2 separate regions of the Homo sapiens genome follow, and region 1 is linked to region 2. A link is a contact called in ENCODE Hi-C or POLR2A ChIA-PET data. All regions are on one chromosome and are shown on one strand. Each heading gives the region's core, a stretch centred on a gene start or an enhancer-like site at or near the end of the contact. The rest is flanking DNA. Distances are from core to core; before and after follow the strand shown. Region 1 holds the start of NOM1 (nucleolar protein with MIF4G domain 1). Region 2 holds the start of MNX1 (motor neuron and pancreas homeobox 1).

Region 1 (6,595 bases), core at 2,344-4,843, 61 kb before region 2:
GTAGAGCACCGAGGCATACACATGCTGGAAGATTAGGAAAAAGAGAGCCCAGAGATAGGCTCAAATACATTTTAAAAACTGCTGTATTATCAAGATGGTGTTTCAAATTGGTGGAGAAAAGGTAGATTTTTCATTAAAATGTACTGGCATTGGCATTTTCTGGGGAAAAAATAGGTTGGTCTTACCTTGTTTTATACATCAAAATAAAAAATACATTGGTCAAAGATTAAGTATTTTAGGAGCCAGGTATGGTGGCTCGTGACTGTAATCTCAGATACTCAGGAGGCTGAGGCGGGAAGATCACTTGAGGCCAGGAGTTTGAGACCAGTCTAGGCAACATAGCATCCCTTAAAAAACAAAAATAAAAATAGCTGGGCAGGATGGCTGAAGTGGGAGGATCACTGGAGCCCAGGAGTTTGAGGCCATGGTAAGCTATGATCCTGCCTGTGAAGAGCCACTGCATTCCAGCCTGGGCAACATCGAGAGAACTTCATCTCTAAAAGGAAGGGGGGGAATCTTTAAAAAAAAATCCTTGAGTGGGGAAGAGCTTTCAAAGTATAATACAAAACTTTAGAAGTCATAAAGACTGATAATTTTAACAATGCAAAAGAAATTTTAATCGTCCATGGCAAAAAAATAAAAATGAAACTAGTCAACTAGAGAAAAATACATATTTGCAACATGTCATGAACAAGAGCCAATTTCCTTAATATGTAAAGAGCTTCTGTAAGAAAAGACTGTCATAAACCATAGAAAAATGGGCAAAGGATATGAATCGCAATTTTGCAGAAATGAAATGGAAATGGCTCATAAGCATATGAAGGATGGTCAGCTCCACTTTTACTGAGGAACATGCAAATTCAACTTAATGAGATTTTTTTCTTCCATCAAATTGGCAAAGATAAGTTTCATAACTTTCATTCATTGATGCAACTTCCATGGATGGTCCTTAAGCAATATTTATCAAATTTACAAAATACACACCATCAATTTCAGAATTCACACACTTCTAAGAATATATCCCTTAAACTGTACTCTCACATGAAATGCTGTGTGTGGAAAGCTATTCATTGTAGCATCATTTTTAGTATGAATGTGTGGGAATAAAAACTATCAGCAGGGGCTGTGTCACTAAATGATGGACGGCCTCTCCATCACTGACTTTGCAGCCAATAAAAAATAACAAAGCATCCATTCATTCATGTCTATTTACCGAGTGCCACTAACCCTGGGGACAAATCCACAGACCAGAAGTCATGCCCTGGTGAGAAGGAGACAACAAACACATAAGTCAAATGGGGAGGGAAGTGCCAAGGAAATAGGATGACAGGAAACAGGATTTTGAGGCTGCTGCAGCCTCAAACAGGGTTGTCAGGATGGACTCGCTGAGACTTTTGAGCAAAGGCTGGGATCAGAAAGGACCAGGAGCCTGTGCCTGCGCTGGAGCGGGGGGAAGCGGCGGGAAGCGGCGGGAGAGAGGGGAGACAGGGTCAGGAGATGAGGTGAGGGCAGATCCAGCAGGACCTCCAGCGTTCCTGGAGAGTGAGCTGGCACGCAGCCACGTGGTCCTATTTTCATATTTTAAAAGCATGCCTTTGGCTGCTATGTGGAGAGCAGACTGAAGGGTTGAGGGGATGAAAGTGGAGAGACCAGACAGAGGCCTTTGCAATAATCCAGGCAGCTATGATGGTGGCAGGGAAGGTCCATTGGTCCCTCCCTCTGCTGCAGGATGGTCTACAAGATACATTGTTAAATGAAAAAAGCAAGATGTGGAACAGTGTTTTGTAAACTAGCACTCATGAGACACAGCACACACACCTATTTATGCTTCATTGAGTATAGAATCTATTGGGAAGATCACTTCAGAATGATATATTGCTGCTTCATGGAAGGAGAACTGGGTGGCTTGTGGACAGGCACAGCACAGAAATTGACCTTTTCATTTATATCTTTTTGTACCTTTTGAATTTTGGACCCTGTACATAGAGTATATTGCTTATTAAAAATTAAATTACTTATTTTTTTAAAGTACCTTAAATATTTGAGAGAGGAAAATATTTGCACATAGGAGATACAGAGGATTATTCAAAATTTTTTATTTGTAAAGAATTCCTTGCCGGGTGTGGTGGCTCACACCTGTAATCCCAATACTTTAGGATTTGAGCTTAGGAGTTTGAGACCTGCCTGGACAACACAGGGAGACCCTGTCTCTACTTTAAATTTATATTAAATAAATTTTATATTTAAAAAAATTCGTAAAACCTATAAGGAAAATGGACAAAGGCCATAAACAGAGGAGGAAATACAAATGGCCAGTGAACAAAGACACCCACTCTCATCAGGAACTAAATGACAAGATGCCATTTTGAGCTGACAAGTTGACAAAAATTAAATCATTTTAAAGTCAAGGACGGGCCGGGCGCGGTGGCTTGCCTGTAATCCCAGCACTTTGGTCCGCCATTGCACTCCGGCCTGGGCAACAGAGTGAGACTCGGTCTCAAGAAAAAAAAAAGAAAAAAAATTAAATTAAATTAAATTAAGTCAAGGGTGGGAACTCTGTGGAAATGAAGCTTCTGAAGCTGTCCGGGAAGAGAAGCGGCCCCTGGTCAGGCCGAGAACCCCACAGCAGCAGCCCCGTCTTCCCCCAGCTCACTGCTAGGCGAGGCTGCTCCTGCGCCTCCGGGCTTCCCAAAAATCCAGACGCAAACTGCGCGGCCTCTGCGTTCGCTTCCCGGTTCAAGTTACCCAGTAAAGAGGAACCTCAAACGCTCTGCCCTCGGGGCCCAGCGTCCAAACCCAGCCTGGGCAGGGCCGGCTCCTCAGGGGTCCTCGGCCGCCTGGGGGCCACAGGCGTCTCCCTGGTCCGTATCCAGAGCCTGCTTCTCAGGAGAACGCTGGCTCTGGGGCCAGTCCTAACCCACGAGGGCTCCTCTCGACCACATCTGCAAAGGCCCTATTTCCAAATAAGGTCGCATTCCTGGGTCCTGGGCGGACACGAACCTGGGGCCCGCGCATCCCAGCGTCGTCGCCGCCGCCAACCTCCGGCACCGCGCCGACCCGCGCGGAGTCTCCCCTCCATCATACGCGAGGATTTCCCTTTGGAGTCTCGCTCTGTCGCCCAGGCTGGAGTGCAATGGCGCCATTTCGGCTCACTGCAACCTCCGCCTCCGTGGTTCAAGCGATTCTCCTGCCTCAGCCTCCGAGTAGCTGGGATTACAGGCGCGTGCCCCCACGCTCAGCTAATTTTTGTAGGGGGGTGGGTGGGTTTCACCAGGTTGGCCAGGCTGGTCTCGAACTCCTGACTTCAGGTGATCCACCCGTCTCGGCCTCCCAAAGTGCTGGGATTACAGGCGTGAGCCACCGCGCCCGGCCGGATTTCCCTTTTAAATGTGAAGGCACCTCCATGCTCATCGCGAGCCTGACGTCCACGCGGCGCCCACCCGCGGGCGCGCCTGCCCCGGGCGCCACCTGCCCGGCTGCCCCCGCACCCGGCTCCGCGCAGCTCTGCACGCTGTCGCCCTCCGGCCAGCAGGGGGCGCCGCCCGCCCGCCCCGCGCAGCCGCCTCTTCCCCGGAAGTCCCGCCTCGGCCGGAAGTCGTGCGTCCACGCGTTTCGAAAGATGGCGGCGTCCAGGAGCGCGGGAGAGGCCGGCCCGGGCGGCTCCCAGGGACGCGTGGTCCGCATGAAGCGCAGAGGCGGGCGCGGGCCGCGCCGCGGTCCTGCTGGCGGTGGGGAGAAGGCCCTGAAGAGGCTGAAGCTAGCGGTGGAGGAGTTCGTGCACGCGACTTCGGAAGGCGAGGCTCCCGGGGGTTGCGAGGGGCGCGGCGCCCCGGTGAGCTTTCGCCCGGGAGGGAGAAAAAGCCGTAAGGAACTGAGGAAGGAGAAGCGGCACCTGCGGAAAGCACGCCGGCTGCAGAGGACGGCGGGCCCCGAACAGGGTCCCGGCCTGGGAGGCCGAAGCGGAGCCGAAGAAGCCAGCGGTCACCGGCAGGACACGGAGGAGCGCGCCCGCCCAGCCCCTAGTCGGGACCCCTCGCCTCCCAGGAAGCCGCGGCCGTCCCGGGTCAAGGCCAAGGCCACGGCCGCCACCGCAAAGACCAGACCCTCCGCAGCCGCCACCGCCGCTGCCCGGAAACGGGCGCTTTTAGCGGCGAACGAGGAGGAGGACCGAGAGATCCGAAAGCTGGAGCGTTGCCTCGGTTTGAACAAGCGCAAAAAGAAGGACGGCAGCAGCTCCGTGCCGCTGAGCTTTGCACGCGACGGTCTTGACTATATTCTGGGAGCCCTGGAGTCTGGGAAAAATAGCGGCTTGTACGACAGCAGTGGTGAGGAGGAGGAAGATGCCGGACAGACACTCCCCGAAAGTGACTTAGAGAGTGACTCCCAGGACGAAAGTGAGGAGGAGGAGGAGGGAGACGTAGAAAAGGAAAAGAAGGCGCAGGAAGCAGAAGCGCAGAGCGAGGACGACGACGAGGATACAGAAGAGGAACAGGGGGAAGAAAAGGAAAAGGGAGCGCAGGAGAAAAGGAGGGGGAAGAGAGTCCGTTTTGCAGAAGATGAAGAAAAGAGTGAAAATTCCTCGGAGGACGGTGACATAACGGATAAGGTATCGTGTGAACACTCTCTAGGCCCTCTGGGATTTCCTTCAAAATAACGGGACAGGGAATGGGGCGTGAGGCAGAAATGACACAGACTTGGTGTCTTGATAATGGTTTCAGCTGAATGTGAGTAAATCGAGTACGTTACTCTATTCGGTCTTCTTTCATGTTTTTAAATTTTCATAATGTAAAGTTTAGGAGAAAAGCAATATAGAGACATTTTTATCCCGGGGACTTAAGGGCCATTTCCACAGTGCAGCATCTTCATTCTGTGTTTACCAGCCCAGGTCTCTAAACCTGTTAACCCTACCTCATCTGTTAAGGCCTCTTTCGAGTATCCGAGGACATCTGCCGTGCCCGACTTTTAGAGTGAATTTTCTAAAACTCGAAGCTAATTTACAGCACTCCCTTAGATAAAGTCCAACATTGAATTAAAGATAAAGGCTGAGGCGGGGCAGATCATTTGAGGTCAGGTGTTTGAGACCAGCCTGGCTAACGTGGTGAAACCCCGTCATTACTAAAAATACAAAAAACAGCCGGGCGTGGTGGCAGGCGCCTGTAATCCCAGCTACTTGGGAAGCTGAGGCTTGAACCAGGGAGGCAGAGGTTGCACTGAGCCGAGATCGCGCTACTGCACTCTAGCCTGGGCGAGAGAGCCAGACTCTGTTTCAAAGAAAAAAAAAAGTTCAGAATCTAGGACGTAGCAATCAAGGCATTCATGGGCTGTCATCTTGCATATTTTATCTCAGCGTTCCTTTGCATGTAGCTCATGGTTGGAGGCAGCTGTGTGGAATTGCCTGCATTTCCTTCTCCCCACATCGCACTAGTTCTATGTATGTAAATATTCAGCTTCTATGTATACAAATATTCTTTATTGAACCAGGTTTAAACTACCTAGCAGTGAGGATCGTGCCTTGCAAATGTTTGTGTCCTTAATGATTTGCAAACACCACCACCCCCCTTGATAATTTAGGAAATAGCAGTGAGTTGGTTTTGATTTTTTTTTTTTGAGACTGAGTCTTGCACTGTCGTCTAGGCTGGAGTAGAGTGGTGCAGTCTCCGCCCACTGCAAGCTCCGCCTCCCAGGTTCATGCCATTCTCCTGCCTCATCTCCCAAGTAGCTGGGACTACAGGCGCCCACCACCATGCCCGGCTAATTTTTTGTATTTTCAGTAGAGATGGGGTTTCACTGTGTTAGCCAGGATGGTCTTGATCTCCTGACCTCGTGATCCGCCCGCCTCAGCGTCCCAAAGTGCTGGGATTACCGACATGAGCCACCGTGCCCGGCCGGTTTTGATTTTTATCATATAAACTTAGATATTACTTTTAAACAAGTTTGAAATTGTTTTTAGGACACTTTCCCTCCAAAATTAGCGGTTTGTTTAATTTAGGTTCTTGTATGCTACTGTGCCTGCAGTAAGTTAAGGCCGAGCAAAAGCGCAGTAGATAGGGCTCTGTTGGAGTTGAGCAGATACCAGAGGTGCACAGCTGGGTCTGAAGAGCTACACAGGGGAAAACGAGATGGTGAAATGTATTATTAATAGCATTAATGGGAATAGTGACAGGCACAGCCTGGTGAGTGGAATGTTTACCCATATACTAAGCACTCAATAAATCTGATGTATTTAAGCAGCAATGATCAGTAGCAGCTTCCACCAGTTCTTGGAAGTTTAATATTTAAATACACATATGGCAAAGAAAAAACACAGGATTTGGTCAGTGTAAATTTTTTGTAATTTATTTCTCTTTTCAAGCAGAGTCTTTGTGGAAGTGGTGAAAAGTACATCCCACCTCATGTGAGGCAAGCTGAGGAGACAGTGGACTTCAAGAAAAAGGAAGAACTAGAAAGGCTGAAGAAACATGTAAAAGGTCTACTTAACAGGTGACCTTGTAGTGTTGTTACACTGTGTCACTTAGAGAGGTTGTCTGTTTCCTAAAATGTAGGAATTATCCCAGCAATTCAAATAGAAGTGATGGGGACAGTCGATTGGATCCTT
Region 2 (6,076 bases), core at 38-2,537:
CTTCGGGTTAATCATTAGATCTCAGTCTCACACCTCCAACTGCCCCTTCCCGTTAAGAGAGGAAGAGAAGGCAAGGCCTGCGCATGGCCATTTTAATAATTCGCTGCCCGTCTCATGCCTGGGGGTCCGGGCGAGTCCTCGCAGGCCCCGGGCAGAGCCGAGGCGGCTTCGCAGCTCTTCCCCCGCTCGCTGGGAGCCAAGCGCAGAGAGGGGCAGGCGGTGCCGGTGGAGGATGCGCGAGGCCCTCCCGCCACGCGCATCCACGGGGGCCGCAGGGTACTCACAGTTGAAGTCGGGCATCTTAGGCAGGATCATGCCCGCGGTGGACGCGCGCAGCCACTGGTCCAGCTGGAAGGTGCCGGCGCCCAGCTTGATGGGGTCGGCGGGGTGCGCGGGGTGCGCGCCTTGCACCTGCGGGTACGAGTAGGAGAGCGCCGGGTGCTGGCCCGCCAGCGCAGCCGCCGCCGCCGCCGCGGAGTAGCCGTAGACCGGGTGGCCGTAGAGCGCCGCCTGCGCCGGGAGGCCCGCGCCGCCCTGCGCGCCCCCAGGGTGCAGCCCCAGCGCCAGGCCCCCAGCGGCGGCGGCGGCGGCGGCGGCGGCGGCAGCGGCCGCTGCGCCCGGATGCGCGTGGTGGTGGGGCCCCCCGTGCCCGCCGCCCGTGCCGCCGCCGCCGCCGCCCGCGCCCAGGAAGCCCGGCTTGGGCAGCAGCGCGCAGTGCGCGGCCAGCAGGCGCGGCGGCGACGGGCTCTCGGCGCGCAGGCGGTCGGCGGGCGCAGCCGGCGGCTCCGAGGACGCGGGGCTGCAGCTGCCGCTAGTCCCGCCGCTCGCCCCGCCGCCGCCGCCGCCACCTCCGGTGCCAGATGCGGCGGCGGCGAGCGACGTGACCAAGGCCAGCGGCGCGCTCTGCGCAGAGGCGGCTCGTGGGGGGTCCACCGCCAGCAGGGCGTCGATGCGGAAATTTTTGGATTTTTCCATCGGCTCGTTTGGGGCTGGCGCTCAGGGCCCGGTGGCGGGCGACGCGGCCGTGTGCGGGCTCGCGGAGTCAGTGCGTGCGGTGCAAGCCCGGGGGCTCGGTATTGTTATGGTGGTTATTTGCCAATAATCAAAGTCGCCGCCGGAAACTCAGCCGAGGGTGACCATGGTCCCGGCGCCTCCTCCGTGCGGGCCCCGCCCCGGGCCGCGCTCGCACAAACTCCCACGCGAGTGCTTCCCCGCGTCCGGGCCCGGGAGCCCGGTTCTTTGCGCTGCAGCCCTCAGGCGACCGCGCGGAGGCCGCTGCCGCCGTGGTGGGGACCCGCGCCCCTCCGCGCACTTGAAGCTCAGCGCGGCTTCCGATTGGCGCGCGCAGCGGGGGCCCGGGGAGGGCCGCGGGCTCCGCCATTGGCCGAGGGGCGCACCTGTCACCGTCCCGGCCGCCCGCCGCCCCGCCCCCGCGCCGCGAGGTCCTAAGCAGCCCGGGCTGTTGCGCGGCGCTGGCGGGCGGGGACACCAACGGGGAGTGGATACTCCGAGGCTCAACCTGGGGCCTCTGCCCGCCCTCCCCTGGGTGCGGAGCCGGACGGCGGGCACTGGCAACCCCCGGGCCCCTGGAGAGCCCCGCGGCGGCCCAAGACCCGCTCCCGAGACACGTGGGCCCCTCCGGACTTGGTTGGTCCCTGGAGCCAGCTGCGCGCGTCCTCTCCGGCCTCCTTGTCGGCGCTGGAGTGGGTCCACGTCTGCCTTGCGGAGCGCGGTGGTTCCACGCTCCTGAGCGCCCACGCTGCGCAGACCTGGCCGCTCTGCGAGGCGACGGCAGCGCACTGAAGACCGTGGTGTTTCCCAAGCCCTCCCTGCTCTCGGGCCTCCAGGGCGCAGCAGGGGAGGGTTTTGTCCCCGTGGCCAAAGCTCTGCAGGTCGAACCTTATCTGCTATGGGAAGGCCCCGCATTTTCAGGTGTGTGTGCGGGGGTGTGGGGGTGTAAACGCGCATGTGAGTGTGAGTTTGGCCTCCACGAATCCTCTCTGGGAGCCCCTGCCCCAGTCAAGGCGGAGACGGTAGATCTGGGCGCTCTGGCCTGCAGAACCCAAGTCGGCTTGCAGACGTCGCCCACGTGCCTGCTCAGTGGAGCGGGTCCTCGGTGACAAGGCTCTTCCTCGCTGCCGAGGGATGCCCATGGGCTTGCGGGAGTCAAGGCCCACACACCTCGGCCCTGAAAAACCCGTGGGGCCCGGCATCCTTCGGAAGCCCTGCCGCTGCGACCCCCGGCCAGTCCCCGGGCAGGAGCGGGGAAAGGCTATGTCTCTCGTGCTGCCGGGGCCTCCTGGGAAGTGGAGAGGAAAGGGCTTCCCGTGAGTGAGCGAGGCACGGAGTGAGCATCCAGGTCTCACCCCTCCCCCACACGCACACTTCAAATATTTACAGTAAAACCACTTCCAAGGGCGTTTTTGAAGCTGAAAGAATCCACACAGGGGTCGGGAAGTCAAGCGGCATCAACACCAGGCTTTGTCAATAGCGCCATTAGACCCAGTTATCTTCCCCAGCAAGCGTGAGAACTGGGAGGGAGTTCCAGGTTCCAGGGCTTGCTATGCAGGTGAGAGGTGAATAAAGGACCGGAAGGGGCTGTGGAGAGGGGAGAGAGCCAAAGAGAAACTCAGTGCCAGGTAAACTTCAAAATTAGCACGCCAGGTTGCTACAAGAGGGATTTTTAAAAAGGCAAATATAGAGACCTTGCCACTTCTCCTCAAAAGGCTTTTGACCTAGGCGAGAGTTGATGACAGTGACTCTGTTGCCATGAGTGGTATCGTTTTCATTATAACACAGGGTAGTTCCCAGATGCACAGGACTGGTTGGAAGGTTAGGAGGATGGCAATGGATGAGTAACTGCAACTTGGAGTAAATGTGATCTGGCTTTGCAGAGCCGACCACTGGTAAAAAGAAATCCCAGGCATTCACATGGAGTTTGTCGTGCCTTTAGATGTCTTTGTGGTGACACAAATGCAGTTCTACCTCTCACTGGAGAGAGGGAAACACGCGCATTTCTTGAACACCTACTATGTGCTATGAGCTTTCTGCAATTCTCATCCGTAATCTTCACTATGACACTAGAAGGAAGATTTTTATCATCTCCGTATCTCCATTTTCTTTTCTTTCTTTTTTTTTTTTGTATTTTTGGTAGAGACGGGGTTTCACCGTGTTAGCGAGGATGGTCTTGATCGCCTGACCTCCTGATCCGCGCGCCTCGGCCTCCCAAAGTGCTGGGATTACAGGAGTCAGCCACCGCGCCAGGCGCCCCCCACTTTTTTTTTTTTTTTTTGAGATGGAGTTTTGTTCTTGTTGCCCGGGCTGGAGTGCAATGCCATGATCATGGCTCACTGCAACCTCCATCTCCCAGGTTCAAGCGATTCTTCTGCCTCAGCCTCCCCAATAGCTGAGATTACAGGCATGTGCCACCAGGCCAGGCTAATTTTTGTGTTTTTAGTAGAGATGGGGTTTCACCATGTTGGTCAGGCTGGTCTCGAACTCCCGACCTCAGGTGATCCACCCACTTCAGCCTCCCAAAGTGCTGGGATTACAGGCATGAGCGACCGTGCCCGGGCTATCATCTCCATTTTCTAGAGTACAAGTTCAGAGAGTTTGGGATCCTTGTTCCCAGCAGACAGTTTGGCCTTAGAGCTGGGAGTGGGACCAGGTCTGATTGCAGAGGCCACACTGTTCCCACCCTGCTGCCCTCAAAGCTTTCAGGTACACCTAGCCCTGAGTCCCCATCCCATCTGTTTCTTTTTGGGGAGGGAAGGATTGTAAAGGAGACCAGAGATTCTTAGCCACCTGTCCCAGGCAGGAAGCCCTAGCTGTGACTCTGCCTCCCCAGGGTAGAGAACACAGCCTTGGCCTCCTCCTCCAGGGGTTTGGCACCAAGGCTGACTTGCCTTTCTCTTCTCATCACCCCCATCTGCTGGGGGCAGATTGCTTGGTCCTGAGGTCAATGATTTAGGGAGCTGGGGGAAGGGAGTGGCTGCAGAAGAAATCTCCCAGGATGGACCTTGGAGAAGATGCTGTTCCTCTCTCCAACCAAAAATACACACTGCCAGGGTGATTTTAGTTGGTGATGGGGTGTGTAGTCTAGACTCATGACATCAGCCATCTCCTTCAACAAAATCACAGTGGGTGTTTTCTGGCTTTTTTTTTTAACTCCTAGAGGAATTAATTTCACCCCTTTTTGTTCTGTAATAACCATGGTCCAAAACCCCTTCACACCCTGTCTCATGTTTCTATTCTGCCTGAGACCTGCTGAGGACACCTCCCTGAAAACACAGACAGGACAACACGTGTGCAGGTCCTTCAGGTGTCTGTACCACCTGTGGGGCTGTGCAAGGCTGTCCGAGGAGGCCTAGCCTAGCAGCCCTGCGTCCTGTCCGGACCGCCCCTCTGGCTGAGGTGCCATTTCAGGAATCTGAAGCTCCTTATCTCGATGGATTTGTTTCTTTGTCTACAGAAGCAGGGGTTGGACCAAATGGACTCTAAGGAGCTATAGGGCCTTAAAATGATCAGATGTTCTGCTTATATTTAAGAATATGTTAATATAAAAAGGAGGTTCTCTGTAAAGCTGCATGGAGAGAGGCAGGTGTGGGGGAGAGAGGGAGCTATCTGGGAAGTGTGGATCTTTGTGTGGTTTACAATGTGTGAGGCGGAGCCTGCTGGGTCTCTTCCTGTTCCCAGTATCTGTATTGATCCAGCCCAGCTGGCTTTGGGGCAGTCTGGAGCTGGGCTTGGGTCTTGGGAAGGGCCACAAAGAGAGATCAAAGGTCTGATCCTAGTAGTGCTACCAAACCTGAGTCTCCAGGTGAGTTTTCTCTCCAGCGGCCCCAGGGGCAGAACTCAGCCCTGGAGAGTTCTCCCTGGAGCTCTTGGTTTCTCAAGACAGGCAGAGAGGGCCTGGTGCACCCTAATCAGCTGGCCCCCACCACAGCTCCTCCCTGCCCAGCGCGGGAGCCTGCTTTCTACAGGCCTCCTGTTAAGGAACTGAAGAGTGCCTGCAGCTGCCCTTCCTTCCACTACTTGGGAAGGAGATGGTGATTTCTACAAACCATCACAAAAGAAAACGCCGTTGTAGTCTGTGTCTGTTTACATCTGGACTTACACACACAACTGGGAACCCGTGAGGACTGGGGAAAAAACCTGTACATTCACATATTCACAAGATGCGAGGCAGGTATCATGCATTTATTTATCATTTAGATATTGCTTTTTTTCCATGTGAAATGGAGCAGTTGCCTGGAAGGGCACTGGGTGGCTGAAGCAGGGGGCAGATCTTGCATTTCCAAAACTGAAGCCCAGGGCCAACAGAGAGGACTTGGCTGCAGAGGGGCCCAGGCACATTAGTCCTGTCCTGCTGAAGCCATGTGGTCTTCGGGGACTCATGCAGTTCCGTTTCAATGTAAACTGTCAAGGCTTTCTTCAGGAAACAGGCATGAAGATGCTGTGTAACTGGCCGGAGGGACCTAAGCACGAGTTTGAGATGGGACTTGCCCCTGGCACAGGAAGTAGCTTAGTTAGGCTGGAGTGGGAGCCCAGAGGGTCAGAGCAGGAACTGCTGGGAGATGCTCCGACCTCCTTCCTGGAGCTCAGAGGGAAGGAGAATCTGTGGAGAGGGCCTAGGCTCACCGGAGCTGGGGACATCTGCTCAGGTCCCCCCACCAACCCCAGCCCCTTCAGAGCAATGGGGGCCAAAGGCATCAAGTCATTCATGCTGTCCTTTGATCTGCTGACCTCCTCTATGGCCCCTGGGAGCTGGGCCTTAAAGGAGTCTGGAAAGGGTAGGCTCAGGATTAGCAACCCAAAGACCTGCAGCTCAAACCCTCAAACCGAGGCGGGGCCTGAGGTGGGCCCAGGTCTGCTGTGTGCTCCGCTCTATGGGTTTTCTCCCTCAGCCCCTCCTCCTCAGCCTCTCCCTGCAACCTGGATTTCCTGTTGCCATTTTAGAGGGCACCCTCACCCCGACTCCTCTCGCATGGCCAGCACCACCCAGGCTGCACTGGCAATGTGAGCCCCCCAGAACACCCCAAGTCACTGGCTTGACCCTCTCCTCTGAGCCCAGCCC

What was found. A loop is a pair of places that touch in the nucleus more often than their neighbours do. ChIA-PET counts read pairs that join two places held with the same protein, here RNA polymerase II (POLR2A). Pooled maps may share reads with other maps.
Region 1: a map of HCT116 shows a loop between it and region 2 (7-fold over the local background). The contact joins the promoter of NOM1 here to the promoter of MNX1 in region 2. A Hi-C loop is called at or near these places in 2 of 168 maps with a recorded cell type or tissue (HCT116 and HepG2), 20 of 37 single-sample maps with no recorded cell type and 11 of 50 pooled maps. POLR2A ChIA-PET finds 5 or more read pairs at or near these places in 8 of 52 experiments (H1, HEK293T, K562 and 5 more).

What each region holds. Positions count from the first base shown.
Region 1 is chr7:156,946,119-156,952,713 of GRCh38, forward strand. NOM1 (nucleolar protein with MIF4G domain 1) reads left to right here and starts at 3,594. Exons shown (of 11, transcript NM_138400.2): 1 at 3,594-4,606; 2 at 6,356-6,480. The coding sequence starts at 3,620. RefSeq lists an enhancer at 2,746-3,274 and silencers at 3,335-3,684, 3,965-4,014.
Region 2 is chr7:157,009,376-157,015,451 of GRCh38, forward strand. MNX1 (motor neuron and pancreas homeobox 1) reads right to left here and starts at 1,288. Exons shown (of 3, transcript NM_005515.4): 1 at 285-1,288. The coding sequence starts at 975. MNX1-AS1 (MNX1 antisense RNA 1 (head to head)) reads left to right here and starts at 1,482. Exons shown (of 2, transcript NR_038835.1): 1 at 1,482-1,932. RefSeq lists silencers at 450-499, 510-579, 1,090-1,699.